Regions from separate parts of the Homo sapiens genome. Here region 1 is linked to region 2. Evidence: read pairs that join two places in POLR2A ChIA-PET (ENCODE). Cell type or tissue: endothelial cell of umbilical vein. All regions are shown on one strand. Links, peaks and the distances in the headings refer to the core of each region. The heading gives the core; the rest is flanking DNA. Region 1 overlaps GMDS (GDP-mannose 4,6-dehydratase). Region 2 overlaps GMDS (GDP-mannose 4,6-dehydratase).

Region 1 (5,390 bases), core at 337-5,336, 170 kb after region 2:
TACAGTGAGCGCTACAGATAGCGCTACTGCACTCCTGCCTGGGCGACATAGCGAGACTCCGTCTCAAAAAAATAATAATAAAATAAAATAAATAAAAAATAAAATAAAATAAAAAGCAAATGAAAAAAATGTCTAATGACTCCCATGAACATTAAATTGATGGCCTCTTCTTTCCTTGATTTAACAGTTATTTTTTGCCCTATTACCAAATTGATATCTTAAAGAATTGTTTTACTCCAAATGCACTTATTATGTGCAGTTTTATTCATGGTTCCTCACAATCAACAAATTAAATGATATTTATGCCCATCTGCCTGCACTTGTTTTTTGAATTAGAAATACAAAAGAGATCTAAGAACTTATAAAATAGTTGGTTTATCAAGCCTAAAAAGACATAAATCTAATTTAGTAATTTAAATGTGAAAATTACTAGATTTTTAAAGATTATTTTATAGTGACATATCTCCTTCTATGTAAACTCTGTTTCACATTATTTTCTGTAAAAGCAGAATAAGAATTCACCAAATTTGTTATAACAACTCCCTACAAAGAATGCTGCTGATCTCCCAGCATGTGAGATGTTGTGGGAGCTGAGTTGGGAAAGGAGAGCAAAGCCGCCTCCTTCCACTCTTCTAGAGACACAGAATGTAGAATGCTGCCCTGAGTTCCGACCTGCAGCAGCATAAGCCACCTCCACCCTATCCCAGTGATCTGTCCCTGTGTGCTCTTCTTCTGGCTGCCTTAGGGTGTTCTTCAGCCAGTTTCAATGTCATGTCCTCAAGGAAAACTTCCCTGACAGACCCCCCCTTACGCAACACAGACTCTGTGCCCCTCCCGTCCGTGTTATTTGCCCCGTGTTAGCACTTAGCACTCACTTTATATTCCCTCCCTCCTTCCCTCTCCCTCTCTATCAGTAGAGAACTAATTAATATCTAAATAAAAAAATAATTAAACTGTGGTAAATCTATCATGTGATTTGCTTGCATCTGTAGGAAAGTACAAGAACATTCTCCGTGAAACTGAAATGCCCTCAGAGACATTAAGTTGAAAAAACAAGAATAGTGTGTATAAAGTAGTATAAAAAGGTGGATGGGGGTAATAAAACTGTTCCTGTGGTTGCCTGGTTGCAGGAAGGGGGACGGAACAAACAGGGTTCCCGGGACCTGGATGGAGAAAATCGAGTAATGTCACATTAATTTTTGAGATTTTAACCATATGAATGCAATATCTGATCTTTAAAAATGAGTTATTCTGGAATTATTGTATAGTTTAATAAGTTATAGTTTATATAAGTTTAATAAGTTTAATAGGAAATTGTTTAATAAGAAATTGCCCTTCAATTCTCTTTAAGAACAGAGTAATCTTGCATTTAACTTAGAAGTATGTTAAAAGCTTAACATACTTCTGATGCTTAAACCAAATCTTACAAAAGCACTGTAAATAAAGGATTTTGTTGTGTTTTGTTATTTAATGAAAGGGAGTTGCCGACTCTCCCCATAGATGTCAAGCGCTAAGAAAAGATGGATCCCAACTGGAGCCAACAGACAGATGATGTATCATGGTGCCTCTGACATTTGGTAACCTCCAGGCCCTCAGAGCAATTGCTCAGGGAAATGCAACATTGTAGGTCTGGATCTGTTCTACCAGATGGAAATTAGTGCCTTAAAATAGCCCAGCATTTTTCCCCCACCACTGAGAACATTTTAAATGGAATCTCTTTTAGATTTAAATATTTTTAAATCTTCAATGGACATTTAATGAATCCTTATAGAATAGCTTTTATTTTCTTGATAATTGATGAAATTAATATCATCTGTTTTAATTTCAAAGCATGCCAAGCATTTTAACCTGCAAATCCGTAACCTACCAGGATTGAACTTTAACTACTAGATTTTAAGGTGCTAATTCTTAATAATTTCTATTTAATTTTTTTGTAAATTTTAACCAGAACCTAAGCTCTGACTTTGTGATTCAGTTATGTTTGTATATACATGTCTTCATTTTTGAGTGAGTAAGAATATTAGAGTTGTTCTATGGATTTGATGCGATATATGCATTGTGATTTTAAGGAGAGCATGTTTCTCATTTAGATATTGACTAGAAATAGAGAAAACCTAACCAACAACTTCTTAATTTACTTTGTTTGTTTAATGAGCAGTTTGGGTTTGGTATTAATTTCTGCCTTCATAAATTTCCCTTCTCTTGAATAATGAGGATCTTTCAACCCACTGCCCTTCCATGTGAAAATGGTTTTTTAAACAACCTTGGTTATAGTTTTAAACTTCGCTGGAAGAATTAGGTCATCCAAAATATGTGTGGGGTGTGAAGTTTTGTTTTCTGCACAAAGACTTGTCATGAGTCTAAACATTTCTCTCTCAAGTAATTTACAATTTAATTACCTTGTGTTATGTTCCCTCAGGAAGGGGAGGAGAAGGGAAAGGAAGAAAAGGCAAAAAAAAAAAGTTTTAAAAATGTGTGCTGCATTCAGGATTTAGATTTCACCTTATAAAGTTTTTATTACAGCGTCCTCCTCCCCTCATTGTGCCATGAAATAGTGAATCACTCTGCTTGGTCTCTGAGGACAGATGCTGTTCTCATGTTTTATCCTGACACCTCCGAGATGAGCTTTCCATATGAAGGAAGGGAGGACATTTGATGTGTCCAGTGTTGTTCTGGGGCCTCCCCTTCTCTGGAAGTCACTGACACGTGTAGTTTTGGCATTGAAGCCCAGCGGGAGACGACATTTGGCCAATTCCCCTGCTGATTAATGTGCCTGAGGGTCCATGCCACCCTTTGCCCCCTTCCAGTGCATTAGTTTAAAAAAAAAAAAAAAAAAAAAAAGGCTTTCATACGCTCCACTGCCGGGTGAGCTGGGCACAGGTCCAGCGGCGCCAGCAATTTTCCGTCCTTTGTGTGAGTGATCAGAGGCCAACCCCACAAAACTGACAGTGGTTGCACTCAGTGCTACTAATGATCTTCAGTAGCCGAAGACTTCCTTCCTCGTGTGGCCTGAATGTTTTTACTGGGTAAATATGTGATCTGGAAAGTGGCCACAGAGACGCAGCCTGATAAAGTTCATCGTGTGCTTCACATGTTCATGCTGACTTTTCCGCTGAAGCTCATCAGGTCTGTGGCAGGCAAAGACAGAACTTACGAGACAGAAAATGAAAAGTTCGCTTTTGCCTTATAGGCAGTTTGCAGATATGCTTTCTGAAATGTGTCGGCCTCACTTTGTTCATTCTTTTCTCACTGAAAAGAGCTTTGCAGTCAAGCTAACAATGCATGTGGTGGACTATTTTTAAGACCAAGGAGTCTTTGGCTCTGGCTTACCTTTACCTGTCCTTTTCCACTTCTCCACTTCTTCATCCTGAACATCCAGTGAGTCCGGAACAGCCAAGTTACTGCTTGTGTAATGGGCACAAAAGTAGGTGATCATGCTGTGACTGGCTGTCAGTGCATTTACATGCTCTCCAACACACATAAAAAAAATAAAAGCCATCACTCCAGTCACAGAGTCAAATGCTACAAATAAAAATTAATCTCTAAGGAGTTTTGGATTGTTTTTTTTGTAGGGGTATAGAGAGTCTCACTCCGTCCCCCAGGCTAGAGTGCAGTGGCTCAATCATAACTCACTGCAACCTCAAACTCCTGGTGGGTTCGAGGAGCTTCCAGACTCAGCCTCCCTAGTAGCTGGGACTACAGGCACATGACACCACACCTGGCTAATTTTCTTATTTTTTGTAGAGATGGGGTCTTGTTATATTGCCCAGGCTGGTCTCAAACTCCTGAACAACTTCGAGACCAGCCTGGGCAATATAGCAAGTTGCTCAAGTGATCCTCCCACCTTGGCCTCCCAGAGTGCTAGGATTATAGACATGAGCCACTGTTCTAAAGAGATTTTAATTCTGTACCCTACCTTCACTTAGTGCTAATCAAACCACGTAAGATGGTAGTTTTTATATATTTATTAAATTTCTGAAGACGTTATCAACCACCTTATGGTTTTTTGTTCTAAAAACAAACCAACTGTGACCAGACAGAAATTTCCTTGGAATTATGTATTTACAAAAATTCTTATGGGGAGGGTAAAAGTGGCTGAAACTCCTCTTTGGCCTTTGTGCATTGGCTGTGTAGAGACCTGGTGAGAGATGGTGACTGTGGGCTGGAACTAGGCTACCAGGGATTGAACATCTAATTTTTCAATATGCTAGCTTGCTCTGGCAAATACCTCTAGAAGCAGGCTTCAGCTCCTTCAGATAAATAATCCCTACAGGTGCTTAAAGAATTTTCAAGATTTTATAAAAAACCTAAAAAGGTTAGGAATATGTGTGTTCGGATGAATCCTCAGAAAGCTGGAATAAAAAACTTTCTTCTATCGCCTGAGTGACATGGCATCCTACAGTGTTTATTTTTATTTTACTAAGTCATGTTTCCCTAACTGCCTCTGGGATTGTAATTCTCATTGATGAGTGCTCTTCTTTAGTCCCTTTGCTAAAAACTTTATAACCTTACCTAAAATACTTAAAATTGGCATCTGTTTAGTGTTTTGCAGTTCATAGAGATTTTCCCTTCACGCTTCCCTTAAGGAATGATTATCTGGACTCCTCGTTTTACTAAAGAAACTGAGAAATGGCACATTGGTAAGTGGCAGATCCAGAGTACAGGCATTCTTGCTTATATCACTTGTCACACATGGCAGATGGGACACAGCCACTGAATTCTCCTTTAGTTTCAGGATGGGAGGGCTTTGACCTAACGTCCAGGAGGCCAGTGTAACCAGCGGAATGATTTAGAGGGAAGAAAGCCATTGACTTACTTTAATCCTATAATGGCAGTAATGCCTTTGTAGCCAATCAGGAAACAATTTACAAATGGCCTTACCAGAATAACTCTGCTGGATCATTCTGATTTGGGAATATTGAACCTGTATCTGCATTGGCCAAATATAGCAAACAAGATAATCATGTTTATGTGCATTACTTTTGAAGAACCATTTAAAAATTATAATGCTTTGGGCAAATAGTTTCCTAGACATGAATGGAAGGACTACATTTTCTGAAGTGTTTGGGTACATTTTCACATATCGGTCTACAAAACAGGCATATTCTCGAAGAGGTTCTAAGAGTTATATATATTTCTTATCCCTGAAATGCCTTATAGTATAGTGTGTATACTATAGTGTATAGTGTGGAGGATTCAATTTTATATAAATTTCAGATAATTTAATATCTTGTTGATAATAACTATCACATAGATTTCTGAACAGGTGCCAGATATAGTTTATCATTCGCTTACATTCTAGGCAAAAGCAACTACATCATTTATTGCTGTAGTTATTGTTGGCTTAAAAAAACTAGAGAAGTGTTGTACCTTTGTTAGAGTGGAAAACC
Region 2 (5,390 bases), core at 254-5,253:
CAAACTTCATTCTTTTACATGTAGCTCTCCAGTTGTCCGTGCACCATTTGTTGAAAAGACTACTCTTTCCCACTGAATGGTCCTAGCAACTCTTGTCGAAATCAGTCGATCCTAGACACATGGGTTTTTTTCTGGACTCATGTTTCTAGTCCATTGATTTGTGCATCTATTCTTATGCCAGTACAGCACTTTCTTTATTACTGTTGCTTGTATTATAAGTTTGGAATTTAGGAAGTGTGAGTCCTCCAACTTTGTTCTTTTTCTGGTTATTCTGGATCCTTTGCTATTTCATATGGTTTTTAAAATCAGTGCATCAGTTTCAAAAACCTAATGTAAGAGCTAAAAGCATAAAACTCTTAAAAGAAAAAAATTAGAAACCTTTGTGTTTCAAAAGATACCATGAAGAAAGAGAATGGCAACCCACAGAATGAGAGAAACTATTTGCAAATCATGTATCTGATAAGGGATAGAGATTTAGAATATCTAAAAACTCTTACAACTCAGTAATAAAAAGACAACCCAATTAAAAAGTGGGCAAAGGAACTGAGTAAACATTTCTCCAAAAAAGATTTACAAATGACCAATAAGCATGTGAAAAGATGCTTGACATCATTAGTCATTAGGGAAATGCAAATCAAAACCATAATGAAATACCAGTCCATATCTATTATGATGAGTGGAATCAAAAGTCAGATCATAACAGGTGTTGGTGAAGAAATTAGAGAATTGGAAATCTCGTACACTACTGATGAAAATGTAAATTAGTGTAGCCACTTCTGCAAACAGTCTGTAGTTCTTCACATTGTTAACCGTAGAACTACCACTTGATGATCTAGCAATTCTACTCTACCCAAGAGAAATGAAAGCATAGGTCCACACAAAAACTTAAACAAGAATGTTTATAGCAGTGCTACTCATAGCAGCTAAAATATAGAAACAATCCGAATGTCCATCGGCTGGTTAATGGATAAACAAATGTATTATACATTGGGTATACAAAGGAATAGTATTTCTTAGAAAGGAATGAAGGCTGGGCATGGTGGTGTATGCCTATAGTTCCAGTTACTTGGGAGGCTAAGGTGGGAGAACCACTTGAGCCCATGAGTTCCAGGCTGCAGTAAGCTATGATTGTGCCACTGCACTTCAACCTGAGCAAAAGAGCGAGACCCTGTCTCTCAAAGAACCACTAAAACAAAAAAAGAGACTTCATACACAAGTGAGATTGACAGTTTCTTTTTAAGGTAATAAAGTAGTGATACATGCTCCAATATAGATGAACCTTAAAAATATTATGCTAATCGAAAGAGGTAGCTTACAAAAGACCACATTTACATGAAATGTCCAAAATAGGTAATAGAGACATAAAATAGTTGAGTGGGTTTTAGGGATTGGGGAGGGTTGAAGGGACAGGGGTTGGGGAGGTGACTGCTAATGAATACATAGTTTCTTTTGGAATGATTAAAATGCTCTGAAATGGACTATGGTGATAGTTGTAGAAACCAGTTAATATAGTAAATACTGTCCGGGAGTGGTGGCTCACGCCTGTAATCCCAGCATTTTGGGAGGCCAAGGCGGGTGGATCACAAGGTCAGGAGATGGAGACCATCCTGGCTAACACGGTGAAACCCCATCTCTACCAAAAATACAAAAAATTAGCCGGGCATGGTGGCGGGCGCCTGTAGTCCCAGCTACTTGGGGAGGCTGAGGCAGGAGAATGGCGTGAACCTGGGAAGTGGAGCTTGCAGTGAGCTGAGATCATGCCACTGCACTCCAGCCTGGGCGACAGAATGAGACTCCATCTCAAAAAAAAAAAAAAAAAGATATAGATATATATATATATAAAAAATATATATATATAATATATATATATAAAATATATATATAATATATATATAATATACATATTATATATTATATATAATAATATATAATATGTATATAATATATATATTATATATATCGTTATGTCTCAATAAAACTGGTATTTTTGAAAAGTAAGACCAAACAGCTGTGTGAACTATGGCAACAGATAAGAATGTCAGTGTTAACTATGTTTTTAAGAAAGGGGAGTAATATCATCTAGCAAAATTGGGAGAGGAGATTTCCTTATCTTTCACAGCATATTACCCTTGTCCTAATTCCTGTCATTCATTTTTGTTTGTTTTTAAAATTTATGTTCTCATTTTATTTTTTTTTATGTTTCTGATGTCTCTAATGGATCTAATTTTTTTAAAACTATATTCTACCTCCAGTTGAGTCCAACTATATTTTGTTGGTTGTTCCTCATTAGAATATTTGAACTTGTAAATTCCAAGACTGTAGCAAAATCTTCATGCCACTGTATCCTTGCCAAGGATCAAAGGAAATCTTGTGCAAACTTTTAAGCTAGTCTGCCATCTTCTACCTGAAATTCTAGGTTTTGTAGAAATAACTTATATTTTAAATACTAGATCAGCTTGTTTTTACATCTTTTAATATCTTTCTGAACAATTGCAGTTAATTCATTATCTGCAGTTTTTTTTTTTTTTTTTTTTGAGACAGAGTCTCGCTCTGTCACCAGGCTGTAGTACAGTGGTGCAGTCTCGGCTCACTGCAGCCTCCAACTCCCTGGTTCAAGCGATTCTCCTGCCTCAGCCTCCCAAGTAGCTGGAATTACAGGCATGCACCACCACGCCCTGCTAATTTTTGTATTTTTAGTAGAGACGGGGTTTCACCATGTTGGCCAGGCTGGTCTCGATTTCCTGACCTCATGATATGGCCGCCTTGGCCTCCCAAAGTGCTGGGATTACAGGCGTGAGCCACCGCACCTGGCCTATTATCTGCATTATTTAAAATGGTTTGGGATAATTAGAATTATTATCTTTATTACTTATTGCTTGTTGCATGTCTTATCTATTTGTACTTTTTTGGCTGAAGTATTTCCCAAGTAATATCTTGCATTGGTTGTATAATTTCTGAGTCTTTTTGTTTTAAAAAAAACAGTTTTCCTTTATTTTTATGCTTAATACAGCTGTCCCTTGGCATCCATGGGGGATTGCTTCCAGGAGCCTTCTTGGATACCAAAATCCATGGATGCCCAAGTTGCTTATGTAAAATGATGTGATATTTGCAAACAGCATATATACATCCTGCTGTATTTTTCAAATCGTCTTAGATAACTTATAATACCTAATACATTATAAATGCTATGTAAATAATTGGTACACTGTAGTTTTAAAAAGTAATACTTTTTATTCTTGTATGTTATTAAAATTTTTTTCTGAATATTTTGAATTGTGGTTGATTGAATCTGCAGCTGCTGAACCTATGGATACGAAGGGCTGACTGTTAATATTTTGTTTCCATTCTGGGGTTATAATCCTTTTCCTCAGATTTGTGTAATTATTGCTCTATACTTTTTAGCATTTAGAATTGCCTTCCCTGTCCCTTTCTTCCTCTTCTTTTCTTCCCTCCTTTTCCTTCCTTTCCTTATTTCTTACTAGGGAGCTCATAGTGACTTTCTTTTTATTATTTTATTTAGAAACTCTACCAGGAGTTTGTGCGTAGATGATCTGTCAATATTCTTATCTGGTATTTCATGGGCTGTTTATCCTCTTGGAAGTTTTTCGTTAGGTTGATGATTCTTTCTCTTTCATTCAATTGTTTTCACAGCTATGATAACTCCTGGATATGACATTTATGTTTCTCATTTGTTCTTTCATTATTTTTCCTTTACATTCTGGAAGGTCACTTTCAGATCATTTTCTAAATCAAGATTTGATCTTCCCCGATGTTTATTTGTTTGCCTAAGGTCTCCAGTGAGTAGCTTCCCTAAGTAACTGGTTTTTCATTTCCTGGAGCTCTTTCTTGGTACTCATTTGCTCTTCCTTCTTCATAGGCTTCTTGTACTGCCTCTGAGAGGCAGTATCTTTGCATTTCCCAGAAGATACAGAGGAAAGGCCGTTTCCCCTGCCTACTCAGCTTGGCTCCTATCCCATTTTTGGTCTTCTTCCAGTGTTCATTGACCCTTCATAGCCTGCTTGTTTTTATAGAGAGGTATAAACTGATCAATGTGGGTAGTTGGCAGGTGCCCCTCGATGCACTTGTGGAAGTCTCTGTTTGCTGTCTCCCAGGGGTCTCTGCTCACCAAATTGGCCAGTGGAGATGAACCTCACTAGGGTCCACAGGCCAAAAGTTGGCCTTCCCTTCCAGGTGTATTTCCTGGGAACAGACAAGAATCATGATCCCTTTAGGAAGCCACCACAGGGGTTGAGGAGGAGTTTTCTGCACACTGATGATTTCTGTCCAAAGCAGAGGTCTTAGAGATGTGATGTGAAGTCCTCACATCTTTTTTTTTTTTTTTTTTTTGAGACAGAGTCTCACTCTGTCTCCCAGGCTGGAGTGCAGTGGCGCGATCTCAGCTCACTACAGCCTCCGCCTCCCAGGTTCAAACAAATCTCCTGCCTCAGCCTCCTGAGTAGCTGGGACTACAGGCGTGTGCCACCACGCCTGGCTAATTTTTGTATTTTTAGTAGAGATGGTGTTTCACCATGTTGGCCAGGATGGTTTCCGTCTCCTGACCTCGTGATTTGCCCACCTTGGCCTCCCAAAGTGCTGTGATTACAGGCATGAGCCACCGTGCCCAGCCAGTCTTCACTTTCTCAAGAAAACCATCAATAACTGAGACCTATTCCTTCCTCAGGTCTTAAGAAGCAGTTATCAGAACCAACTTTGCTATCTGCCAGCACCTTCCCTCTTTACCCCATCCCTTCCTCTGCCTGGCTGTCAGAGCACATTGAGTAGAAGGAGGGGGCTGAGAATCATCAGCCCACTAGGAAATACCATGGCCGTTCCCTCCTCTCACCAAGCTAAGTGAGGTGGGCATCAGAAGACTTACTTGGAAAATTCGATGGTGCTTTAAAAACAAAAAAAAAGACTAGGGTCTTACTCCTTAGTTGGAAATCTGTTTAGGTAGTATGGAAAACACTGTTGGTTGTCTGTCAATTTCTGTTTTTCTCTTCTGAGTAGTGGAATTCTCAATTTTTGTCTGAGTACATGTCCTCAGACATGAAGAACTACATTTTTTAGCTCCCCTTATACCTAGGTGTGGTCATGTGACCCCCTTCTAAGAAATCACTTTTAGGTAGAAATGATGTGTGCAGCTTCCTAGAAGAATCCATAAAGTAGAAGGGAAATAATCCTCTTGATGGGAAGGTGCATGTGATGGCAGGAATTCTGCCAACCATTTTGTACCAAGAGTTGGAAGCCATATGATGCAGAGAGTGGAGAAATATATAGAAAAAAATAACGTCCCTAGTAATTGTTAGGATACTACGCTAGCCCTTCCTGTCTACCAGCAGACTTATGTAAGTGAAAGAGAAATAAACCTTCATCTTATTTAAACTTCTCTA

What was found. Peaks named below come from ENCODE experiments on the same cell type or tissue, not always from the same donor. Only the 100,000 strongest peaks of a DNase experiment are listed, where the experiment ranks them.
Region 1: POLR2A ChIA-PET joins it to region 2 with 6 read pairs; 2 of 35 experiments call an interaction of 5 or more read pairs at or near these places.

Annotation. Positions count from the first base shown.
Region 1 is chr6:1,830,578-1,835,967 of GRCh38, reverse strand. All of the region lies in intron 7 of GMDS (GDP-mannose 4,6-dehydratase), which reads left to right. Among named protein-coding and RNA genes, the nearest start is that of FOXC1, 220 kb to the right of the region's middle. In endothelial cell of umbilical vein, for the core only: no CTCF peak of the experiment used is centred there; a DNase peak (open chromatin) is centred at 2,967; H3K27ac peaks cover 884 bases.
Region 2 is chr6:1,996,465-2,001,854 of GRCh38, reverse strand. All of the region lies in intron 4 of GMDS (GDP-mannose 4,6-dehydratase), which reads left to right. Among named protein-coding and RNA genes, the nearest start is that of GMDS, 250 kb to the left of the region's middle. RefSeq lists a silencer at 2,013-2,213. In endothelial cell of umbilical vein, for the core only: no CTCF peak of the experiment used is centred there; no DNase peak of the experiment used is centred there.